Regions from separate parts of the Homo sapiens genome. Here region 1 is linked to region 2. Evidence: chromatin contacts called from ENCODE Hi-C or POLR2A ChIA-PET data. All regions are on one chromosome and are shown on one strand. The core of a region is the stretch at or near the end of the contact, and the rest is flanking DNA. Distances in the headings are between cores, read along the strand shown. Region 1 overlaps PHACTR4 (phosphatase and actin regulator 4). Region 2 overlaps PTAFR (platelet activating factor receptor).

Evidence for each region. Hi-C counts contacts between places; a loop is a spot of excess contacts on that map. ChIA-PET counts read pairs that join two places held with the same protein, here RNA polymerase II (POLR2A). Pooled maps may share reads with other maps.
Region 1: a loop to region 2 is called in a pooled map, with 6 times the contacts of the local background. The contact joins two enhancer-like sites. A Hi-C loop is called at or near these places in 2 of 50 pooled maps. POLR2A ChIA-PET finds 5 or more read pairs at or near these places in 2 of 52 experiments (OCI-LY7 and WTC11).

What each region holds. Positions count from the first base shown.
Region 1 is chr1:28,448,065-28,454,092 of GRCh38, forward strand. The region is part of intron 2 of PHACTR4 (phosphatase and actin regulator 4); the gene reads left to right. Among named protein-coding and RNA genes, the nearest start is that of SNHG3, 55 kb to the right of the region's middle. RefSeq lists a silencer at 2,709-2,758. Within about 2 kb of position 2,032, at least 5 of the 41 ENCODE cell types and tissues checked have a DNase peak (open chromatin) inside an H3K27ac peak, as active enhancers do.
Region 2 is chr1:28,166,375-28,172,172 of GRCh38, forward strand. The region is part of intron 1 of PTAFR (platelet activating factor receptor); the gene reads right to left. Among named protein-coding and RNA genes, the nearest start is that of PTAFR, 7.4 kb to the right of the region's middle. RefSeq lists enhancers at 4,791-4,840, 4,881-4,990, 5,031-5,100, 5,111-5,160. Within about 2 kb of position 3,042, at least 4 of the 41 ENCODE cell types and tissues checked have a DNase peak (open chromatin) inside an H3K27ac peak, as active enhancers do.

The sequences.
Region 1 (6,028 bases), core at 782-3,281, 280 kb after region 2:
TTACAATGTTCTGATACTGTGAAAAGGTTGTTTATAGCAAATCTGTTTCCAGCTAGGTGGGCTTAAAAACAGACTAAACCATTATATTATGAAGATATTTGGTACTTCTTCACAGTGAAGTATGTATACCTTGTTGAATAAAATCATACATTAAAATTTTGGACAAATAGGCTGGGCACGGTGGCTCATGCCTGTAATCCTAGCACTTTGGGAGGTCGAAGCGGATAGATCACTGTTGGCCAGGCTGGCTGGAACTCCTGACCTCAGGTGATCACACCATTGCACTCCAGCCTGGGTGACAGAGCAAGACTTTGTTTCAAAAAAAAAGAAAAGAAAAGAAAGGAAAGGAAAGGGGAAAGGAAAAAGGAAAGGAAAGGAAAGGAAAGGAAAGGAAACCTGATAAGGTGGCCGGGCGCTGTGTCTTATGCCTGTAATCCCAGCACTGTGGGAGGCCGAGGAGGGCGGATCATGAGGTCAGGAGATCGAGACCATCCTGGCTAACACAGTGAAATCCCATCTCTACTTAAAAAAAAAAAAAAAAAAAAAAATTAGCTGGGCATGGTGGTGGGCGCCTGTAGTCCCAGCTACTTGGGAGGCTGAGGCAGGAGAATGGCGTGAACCCGGGAGGTGGAGCTTGCAGTGAGCCGAGATCGTGCCACTGCACTCCAGCCTGGGCGACAGAGCGAGACTCCATCTCAAAAAAAAAAAAAAAAAAAAAAAACCTGATAAGGTGTAAAACATACAGAGAGTTCATACAGATCCAATAACTTTGTTACTTATTACCAAGTCAAGTAAAGCGGGGGGCGGGGGTGGGGGGACAAGGCATGGTAGCTCACACACTTTGAGAGGCTGAGGCAGGAGGATTGCTTGAGACCAGGAGTTCGAGACCAGCCTGGGCAACATAGCGAAACCTGATCTCTACTAAAAAAATTAGCCAGATAAGGTGGTCTGCACCTGTAGTTCTATCTTCTCAGAGGCTGAGGCAGGAAGATTGCTTGAGCCCAGGAGTCCAAGGTTGCAGTGAGTTATGATCATGCCATTGTATTCCAAGCTGGGTGAAAGAGTGAGACACTGTCTCAAAACAAAACAACAACAACAACAACAACTGGCTGTGCCAGGTGCAGTGGTGCACCCCTAGAGCCCCAGTGACTTGAGAGGCTGAAGCAGCAGGATTGCTTGAGACCAGGAGTTTGAGGCTGCACTGTGCCATGATCGCGCCCATTAATAGCCACTGTACTCTAGCCTGGGTAACATACCCCATATCTAAAAAATAAAAATATATATGTATAATAAAATAAATAATTGGTTGTAAATCTAATTCTAAAATTAACATTATCTTTGACCTAGGGCATATTGTTTAATCCTGTTTTATCTCATATCTCCATCAAGTTATGCAGGTATAATATGTATCTATAGCAAATAGTTAATGAATACTTTATCCGAAGATGAAAGGTGCTAAGTGGTTTTTATAAATATCATACATTTATTTAAAAATCACAGCCAATGGCCCAGTGCTGTGGCTCACACCTGTAATCCCAGCACTTTGGGAGGCCAAAGTGGGTGGATCACCTGAGGTCAGGAGTTTGAGACCAGCCTGGCCAACATGGTGAAACCCTGTCTCTACTAAAAATACAAAAGTTAGCCAGGCGTGGTGGTGGGCACCTGTAATCCCAGCTACTTGGGAGGCTGAGACAGGAGAATCCCTTGAACCCAGGAGGCAGGGGTTGCAGTGAGCTGAGATCGTGCCATTGCCCTCCAGCCAGGGTGACAGAGTGACACTCTGTATAAAAAAAAAAAAAATCACCCCTGAAATTCATATGAAACAACTACACTTGCACTTAAAAACTTCAATTAAATATTTACTAGGAAAAATATGGTGGTTGAAGAAACTACTAGAACTCTGCATAATTAATGATGTAAGAAACAAGCCTATGATATGTGAGGTGCTACAACTTGAATGAGGGAGTAAGTAGTTTAAATACCAGGCCTGGTTTCAGGGTACTACTCAAACAGGAAACTCCAAACTGTAATTTGGTTAGTTATCTTCCACTCCCAGCCTCCACCCCCTCCAAAAAACACCAAGACTGTCAACTCTGTGACGTGCTTTCCTAATGGCCTGTAGCTACATGACTCAAAGAAAAAGGTGTTTTCTTTGGAACACACAATTGTAAAACTATACCCAGCATCCTACACCCTGATTTCTGGCAAACAAAGGAAAACTACCTTTTTTTTTTTTTTTCACTCATAGAAAACAGAATGGGGCCATAGGCCATTTAAAATGCCATAACTAGTTTAAACAGAAACAACAGTCTATCCAAATGTGACTGCATGCCTATATGTTCTCTGTCAAATTGGAAATTAGAGGGAGCATTTTATAAAATCAGATGCTGAGAACAAAGATTTATGTGCAGAATTGGCGTATGAACAGTTTCAGGCCCATCTTTCTTAGTCCTTTATTAGTATAAAACAAATTTGGGTGTACTTATATAATTTTTTAAAAAACAGTGATGATTTCTGGATACCTGAGTATATTTTTTGTTTTTGTTTTTTTTGGTTGTTTGTTTGTTTGTTTTGAGGCAGGTTCTCCCTCTGTCACCCAGGTTGTAGTACAGTGGTATGATCACAGCTCACTGCAACCTCAACCACCTGAGCTTAAGCAGTTCCCTCGCCTTAGCCTACCGAGTATCTGGGACTGCAGGTGCATGCCACCACGCCCAGCCAATTGTTGTGTGTGTGTGTGTGGTTTTCGTTTTGTTTTGTTTTTGAGAGGGAGTCTTGCTCTGTGGCCCATGCTGGAGTGCAGTGGAGTTGTCTCAGCTCACTGCAGCCTCTGCCTCCCGGGTTCAAGAGATTCTCATGCCTCAGCCTCCCCAGTAGCTGGAACTACAGGCATGTACCACCACACCCAGCTTTTTTTTTTTTTTTTTTTTGTATTTTTAGTAGAAACAGGGTTTCATGTTGGCCATGCTGGTCTCCAACTCCTGACCTCAAGTGACCCGCCCACCTCGGCCTCCCAAAATGCTAGGATTATAGGCACGAGCCACCGCACCCAGCCTAATTTTTGTATTTTTGTAAAGATGATGTCTCAGTATGTTGCCCAGGCTGGTCTTGAACTCCTGGGTTTAAGCAATCCACCCACCTGGCCTTCCAATGTGCTGGGATTACAGGCGTGAGCCACTGCATCCAGCCTACTCTTTGTTCTGTAATGTATTCATCTGTCAGTTTCTCTTTGTTTCTATTACAGTTTCTAAGCATTGCAATTGAATCCTCCTGTCAAACAGAAATTCATACTAAGAAGCTTGAAGCTTGAACTATTGTAGCAGGATTTTTTTTTTTTTTAATTTTAGATACAGGGTATTGCTGTGTTGCCCAGGCTGGAGTGCAGTGGCTATTCACAGGTGCAATGATACATATCACAATACAGCCTCAACTCCTAGACTCAAGCAATCTTCCTGCCTCAGCCTCCTGAGTAACTAGGACAACAGGTGCGCATCACTGTGCCCTGCCCAGTGTTATTGTAGCAGTTTTAGAGATAAATGGCTTAATTAGATCTAATCAGCCACTGCTATGAAGCACTTATGCATTAATTTTTTTCTTTGAGACAGGGTCTCACTTGTTGCCCAGGCTGGAGTGCAGTGGCACAATCACAGCTCACTACAGCCTCAACCTCCTCAGATCAAAGGATCCTCCTGCCCCAGCCTCCCAAGTAGCTAAGACTATAGGCAAGCACCACACTTGGCTAATTTTTTTTTTTTGTAGAGGCAGGGTCTCCCTATGTTGCTCAAGCTGATCTTAAACTCCTGGGCTCAAGTGATCCCCACTACCTCGACCTCCCAGAGTGCTAGGATTAAAAGCATGAGCCACCATGCCTGGCAAATTTATGCATTCTTCAAAACTCTTTATTATACAGCTAAAACACTTTTACCTGGCATATTTAGATCTTCATTAAATTTGGTTTCTAGCTCCTTTAGCACAATATTTTACTTGTGGCAAACTAGGAGAATATACTTAAAAGAACTCTTAGAATCCAGATTACAGTTGACCTTTAAACAACACAGGTTTCAACTGTGTGGGTTCTTATGTGTGGATGTTTTTCAATAAATGTATTGACAGATTGTTTGGAGATTTACAACAATTTGAAAAAAAAAACTCACAGGCAGACCAGATGTGGTGGCTTTTGCCTGTAATCCCAGCACTTTGGGAATCTGAGGCAAGAGGATTACTTGAGGCCAGGAGTTCAAGGTCGACCTGGGCGACATAGTGAGACCCCATCTCTACAAAAAATTAAAAAATTAGCCAGGTGTGGTGGCACATGCCTGTTGTCCCAGCTACTCAGACAGCTGAGGTGGGAGGATCACTTGATCCCACCAGGAGTTGGAGGCTGCAGTGAGCTCTCATCTCACCACTGCACTCTAGCCTGGGCAAGAGTGAGATGCTGTCTCAAAAATTTTAAAAAGAGGCTGGGCACAATGGCTCATGCCTGTAATCCCAGCACTCTGGGAGGCCAAGGTGGGTAGATCACTTTAGATCTGGAGTTCAAGACCAGCCTGGCCAACATGTTGAAACCTCATCTCTACTAAGATTAGCTGGGCGTGGTGGTACACGCCTATAGTCCCAGCTACTCAGGAGGCTAAGGCAGAAGAATCACTTGAACCTGGGAGGCGGAGGTTGCAGTGAGCCAAGATCACACCACTGCACTCCAGCCTGGGAGACAGAGTGAGACTCCATCTCAAAAAATAAAAAATACAAACAAATAATAAAAATAAAAATAAGTCCGGGCACAGTGGCTCACGCCTGTAATCCCAGCACTTTGGGAGGCCAAGGTGGGTGGATCACTTGAGGTCAGGAGCTCGAGACCAGCCTAGCCAACATGGCGAAACCCTATCTCTACTAAAAATACAAAAGTTAGCCGGGTGTGGTTTTGCGTACCTGTAATCCCGGCTACTTGGGAGGCTGAGGCAGGAGAATCGCTTGAACCCAGGAGGCAGAGGTTGTGGTGAGCCGAGATCACGCCATTGCACTCCAGCCTGGGCAACAAGAATGAAACTTTGTCTCAAAAAAATAAATAAATAAAAATAAAAATGAATTAAATTAACTAGCATATACTGTACTGCTGTAATTTCATAGCCACCTCCTATTACTATTGAAGTGAGCTCAAGTATTGCCAGTATCCACTTAAAATGCTGTATGATGCTAATTTTCTAGTGAGCAGTTCTTCATAGCTTAGTGCAATATCATAAATCTTGAATAACACCACGGGACCTACAACACGTGCCACTAATGATACTGGAATTGCTCTTAAGAAGCAGAGAAGAGTCATGACATTATAAGAAAAAGTTGAAAACGAAAAAAAGAGAAAACACAAGGAAAAGTTGAATCGCCTGATGTGATGCATACCATAGATTGAGGTCTGTAGCTGCAGTTGCCTGCCATTTTTATAAGTATATATACATAGGTGGTGGCTGGGCTGGGGAAATGGCGGCTTCACGAGAGAGTGGGACTTGGGCAGCAGAGGCAGCACAGTGGATGCATTTCTGACCTTCTACAGTGAGGTGAAACAAATAGAGAAGAGAGACTCGGTTCTAACATCCAAAAATCAGATTGAAAGATGGACCCGTCCTGGTTCCTCTTACTTCAATTTGAACCCATTTGAGGTTCTTCAGTTAGATCCTGAAGTTACAGATGAAGAAATTAAAAAAAGAGGTTTCAGCAGTTATCCACATTGGTGCGTCCTGACAAAAATCATGATGCTGACAGAGCACAAAAGGCTTTTGAAGCTGTGGACAAAGCATAAAAGTTGCTACTGGATCAGGACCAAAAGAAGAGGACCCTGGATGTAATTCAGGCAGGAAAAGAATACATGGAACACGGCCAGGCACGGTGGCACACGCCCGTAATCTTAGCACTTTGGAAGGCCAAGGTGGGAGGATCCCTTGAGCTCAGGGGTTTGAGACCAGCCTGGGCAAGATAGCAAGACCTTGTCTCTATTAAAAAAAAATTTTTTTTTTAATTAGCCAGGTGTAGTGGC
Region 2 (5,798 bases), core at 1,792-4,291:
GGATAAAAGCTTCTTGGCGGGGTGTGGTGGTTCACGCCTGTAATCCCAGCACTTTGTGGGGCTAAGGTGGGCAGATCACCTGAGGTCAGGAGTTGAAGACCAGCCTGGCCAACATGGTGAAATCCCGTCTCTACAAAAATACAAAAAGTAGCCAGGCATGATGGCGGGTGCCTGTAATCCCAGCTACTCGGGAGGCTGAGGCACGAGAATCACTTGGACCAGGGAGGCGGAGGTTGCAGTGAGCCAAGATCGTGCCATTGCACTCCAGCCTGGGAAACAGAGCAAGACTCCATCTCAAAAAAAAAAAAAGCTTCACAACAGGCCAGATACAGTGGCTCATGCCTGTAATCCCAGAACTTTGAGAGGCCTAGGTAGGAGGATTGCTTGAAGCCAGGAGTTTGGGATCAGCCTGGGCAACGTAGCAAGATCTTGTTTCTACACAAAATTTAAAAAATTAGCTGAGCACGATGGCATGCACCTGTAGTCTCAGCTATTCAGAGGCTGAGACAGGAGGATACCTTGAGCCCAGGAGCTCAAGGCTGAAGTGAGCTATGATCATGCCACTGTACTCCAGCCTAGGCAACAGAGGGAGACTCTGTCTCTAAACAACAAAAAAATTAATTAATTAGTTATTTACATTAAAAACAATAAAAAGCCTCATGACATTGGAATGGGTCATAATTTCCTGGATATGACACCAAAAGCACAGGCAACGAAAGCACAAATAAACTATTTTTTGGCAAACTTTAAATAATCTCCATGAAGCAAAGGAAAACAATCAGCAGAGTGGAAAGGCAACCTGTGGATGGGAGAAAAGGCAACCTTTCGGATGGAACCAGATATCAGATAAGGGGTTAATATGCAGAACTCCTACAACTCAGTAACAACAATAACAAAAAATTCAATTTAAAAAATGGGCAAAGAACCTGAATAGACATTTCTCCAAAGACGATATACCAATGACCATAAACATGTGAAAAGATGGCTCAATATCACTGATCATCAGAGAAATGCAAATTGAAACCATAATGCAATATCACCTCAAACCCACTGGAATGGCCACTATCAGTAAAACAGAAATGTGTCAGCAAGGATGTGAGAAATTGGAACTTTCGCATAGTGTTCGTGGGATTCCAAAACGGTGCAGCCACTATGGAAAAGAGTATAGAAGCTCCTCAAAAAACTAAAATTAGAATGATTATATGACCCAACAGTTCCGCTCTGGGTATACTATATATTCAAAAGAACTGAAAACGGGATTTTTTTTTTTTTTTTTTTTTTTTTTTTTTGAGATGGAGCCTTACTCTGTCGCCCAGGCTGGAGTGCAGTGGCACGATCTTGGTTCACTGCAACCTCCGCCTCCCGCGTTCAAGCGGTTCTCAGCCTCCCTAGTAGCTGGGACTACAGGCACCCGCCACCTCGCCCGGCTAATTTTTGTACGTTTAGTAGAGACGAGGTTTCGCCATGTTGGCCAAGCTGGTCTCTAACGCCTGACCTCAAGTGATCCGCCCACCTTGGCCTCTCAAAGTGCTGGGATTACAGGGATGAACCACCACGCCCAACTGAAAACCAGATCTTTTTTTTTTTTTTTTTTTTTTTTTTGAGATGGAGTCTCGCTCTGTAGCGCAGGCTGGAGTGCAGTGGCGCAATCTCGGCTCGCTGCAAGCTCCGCCTCCCGGGTTCACGCCATTCTCCCGCCTCAGTCTCCCGAGTAGCTGGGACTACAGGTGCCCGCCACCACACCCGGCTAATTTTTTTTTTTTTTTTTTTGTATTTTTAGTAGAGAAGGGGTTTCACCGTGTTAGCCAGGATGGTCTCAATCTGCTGACCTCGTGATCCGCCCTCCTCGGCCACCCAAAGTGCTGGGATTACAGGCGTGAGCCACCGCGCCCGGCAGAAAACAGGATCTTGAAAAGACATTTGCACATTCATATTCATAGCAACATTATTCACAATCATCAAGCGTGGAAACACCTAACATGTCCATGGACAGATGAATGGATAAGCAAAATGTGGTATATACATACAATGGAATATTACTCAGCCTTACAAAGGAAGAAAATTCTGACACATGTTACAACATGGATGAATCTTGAAGACATTTCTGCTAAGTGAAATAAGCCAGCTCACAGGAAGACAAATACTATATGATTCCACTTATTATATGAGACATTTAAAGTAATCAAACGCATAGAACCAAAAGTAGAACGGTGGTTGCCAGGGGCTGGGAGGAGGGGAAAATAGAGAGATGTTCAACAGATGTAGAGTTTCAGTCATGCAAGATGAAAACATTCTTTTTTGTTTGTTTGTTTGAAATGAAGTCTCACTCTGTCACCCAGGCTGGAGTGCTGTGGCATGATATTGGTTCACCACAACCTCCGCCTCCTGGGTTCAAGCGATTCTCCTGCCTCAGCCTCCCGAGTAGCTGGGATTACAGGCATGCACCACCACACCCAGCTAATTTTGTATTTTTGGTAGAGACGGGGTTTCAACATGTTGACCAGGATAGTCTCGAACTCCTGACCTCAAGCGATCCACCCTCATTGACCTCCCAAAGTGCTGGGATTACCAGCATGAGCCACTGCGCCCAGCCAAGTTGAAAACATTCTATTGGCACTCGCAGGATTTAAAAAAAGAAAAGAAAAGAAAAGAAAACATTCTAGAGATCTATTATACAACAATGTGAATATAGGTAGCATGACTGAACTATACACTTTAAAAATGTTAACAGGGACCAGGCACATGGCTGGAATTACGTGGCCTGTAATTCCAGCACTTTGGGAGGCCAAAATGAGTGGATCACTTGAGCCCAGGAGTTTGAGACCAGTCTGGACAACATAGCAACACCCCAGTCTCTATAAAATAAATTTTTCAAAATGCATGCTAAGAGAGTAAATTTATGTTACGGTTTTCACCACAGTAAAAAAAAAAAAAAAATCAATGGGCCTAAGAGACGACAAATTTGAAAGTACATTGTGTATTTTTAAGTTAGAGTCATATGACTCAGTTTATGACTTAAAAGCTATGCAACCTTTGGTAAAACTGCTTGCCGCCTTCGGGCCTCATTTGTAAACCACATCTCTTTCATCAAGCGAAATAAAGGATGTACAGTATTTAGAGAACAGTGGTTAAGAGCACAGACTCTGGAGTCAGACTCTGTAGTCAGACAAACCTGGGTTCAGATCTTACCTCTCTCACTTCCTACCACAGAACCACAGCCAAGCATGTCCTCCCTCTGATTCTCAGGTCCCTCACTGAAAATGGAGCTGATAATACCCAGGCACATACCTCTCCAGAGTGGTGTGAAGAGTCAATGAAATAATGTGTATAAAGTCCTTATCAGGGCTGGGCGCAGTGGCTCATACCTGTAATCCCAGCACTTTGGGAGGCCAAGGCGGGCAGATCACTTGAGGTAAGGAGTTCGAGACCAGCCTAGCCAACATGGTGAAACCCTATCTCTACTAAAAATACAAAAATTAACCAGGCATGGTGGTGCATGCCTGTAATCCCAGCTACTCGGGAGGCCGAGGCAGGGGAATCACTTGAACCCAGGAGGCAGAGATTGCAGTGAGCCAAGATGACGCCATTGCACTGGAGTCTGGGCGACAGAGCGAGACTCCATCTCAAAAAAAAAAAAAAAAGAAGATGCCTGGTCTGGTCTACAGTGAGAGCTCATTGAATGTTGGCTATTGTTACTCTTACTTCCCTACCCCAGACAGAGTTGGAAATTCCACCTCAAGTTCCCATAACAATCTATCACATTGCATTATCATAGCTGTTGATTTCTCTCTCCTTTTGGACTGGGAATTCCCAAGGGCCAAGGCTTCTGGCATATCACCAATACCCATCACAGGGCCTCCTACATAGCAAACACATGAGAAATACTGACTAAATAGACAGGTGAGCCTCTGTACACACACAGTCACAGTGTCCCTCACTCTTCGCTTCCAAACTCTCACACCCCAGCTCTAGCCACTCCCAGCTCTTAGATTCGCTGGGGCCAGTCCCACTTTCCTCATCTATAAAATGGGAATAGCATCAACATTGAGGCTGGAAAGGTGGCCCACATCTATAATGCCAGCACTTTGAGAGGCTGAGGTAAGAGAATTGCTTGAGGTCAGGAGTTTAAGACCAGCCTGAGCAACATAACCAAATTTTGTCTCTACAAAATTAAAAATTAAAAAAAAAATTAGCCAGGCATGGTGGCACATGCCTGCAGTCCTAGCTACTATGGAGGCTGAGGCTGCAGGATCACTTGGGTCCATTACAGTAAGCTATGATCATACCACTGCACTCCAGCCTGGGCAACAGAGCAAGACCCTATCTCTTAAAAATAAAAATAAGGGCCCGGCGCGGTGGCTCACGCCTGTAATCCCAGCACTTTGGGAGGCCAAGGCGGGCGGATCACAAGATCAGGAGATCGAGACCATCCTGGCTAACACGGTAAAACCCTGTCTCTACTAAAAATACAAAAAATTAGCTGGGCAAGGTGGTGGGCGCCTGTAGTCCCAGCTATTCGGGAGGCTGAGGCAGGAGAATGGCGTGAACCCGGGGTGCAGAGTCTGCAGTGAGCCAAGATTGTGCCACTGCACTCCAGCCTGGGCAACAGCGAGACTCCATCTCAAAAAATAAATAAAAATAATAAATAAATAATTAATACAAATTAGGCTGGGTGGGGTGGCTCACACCTGTAATCCCAGCACTCTGGGAGGCCGAGGCAGGCAGATCACCTGAGGTCAGGAGTTCAAGACTGGCCTGGCCAACATGACGAAACCCCATATCTACTAAAAATACAAAAATTAGCTGGGTGTGGTGGCGCACATCTGTAATCCCAGCTACATGGGAGGCTGAGGCAGAAGAACCACTTGAACCCGGGAGGGGGAAGTTTCAGTGAACTGAGATTGTGCCACTGCACTCCAGCCTGGGTGACAGACCGAGACTCCATCTCAAAAAAAAAAAAAAACTTGACCTCACAGGATAGCCCTGATGTTGAAGACAGACAACCTCTACAGTGCTAGGCATATAGAAGGTACTCAATACATGAGTTACTTCCTGTTCTGACATGCCCTGTTGCTTGATATTTGTGCCCTGACCTGGCCGTGCCGACCACACCCTCTAATGTTACCTCTCACAGAGTGGTTTCAATACCATTTCTCCAAGATGCAGAAGGATTTGAGCGACGAATTAAGGGAGGAGAAATCCTGACCTCTGGGGAATTCTGTGCCAGGCTCCCTACAATTCCCAGCGCAAGGGACCATGCACATTTATTGGCTGATGAATGAAGCACCATGTCTGGGAGAGGTTACGGACAGGGTCTAGGGCACGAGGGATGAGGATGATCTGGGTACCAGTCAGAGTTACCCAGTGTTCCTTCTCATTGGGGACCTCATCCTGGCCCCAGATATGTATATTACATTGAGGAGACTCAGCCTCTGCTCAGTTGGCCTAGGAAACCCCAAGTCTGGCCTGGGTCTCTCCTCCTGGCTCCCAGATACCCAGGTGGTATCTGTTTGTGAGTTACCCTATCCAATTTTGCTTCCAGGACAGGGCCAGGAAGAGGGAGGGAGGAACCATCTCCTCTGGGCTGCCCCAGCACTGGGCACATCATGCCTCTGTTATGCCTCTGGTTTTTGTGTGTGTGTTGCGGGGGTGGGGGGTTGAGACTGAATCTCAGTCTATCACCTAGGCTGGAGTGCAATGATGCAATCTCAGCTTACTGCAACCTCCGCCTCCCAGGTTCAAGCGATCCTCATGTGTCAGCCTTCCAAGTAGCTGGGATTACAAGCGCATGCCACCAT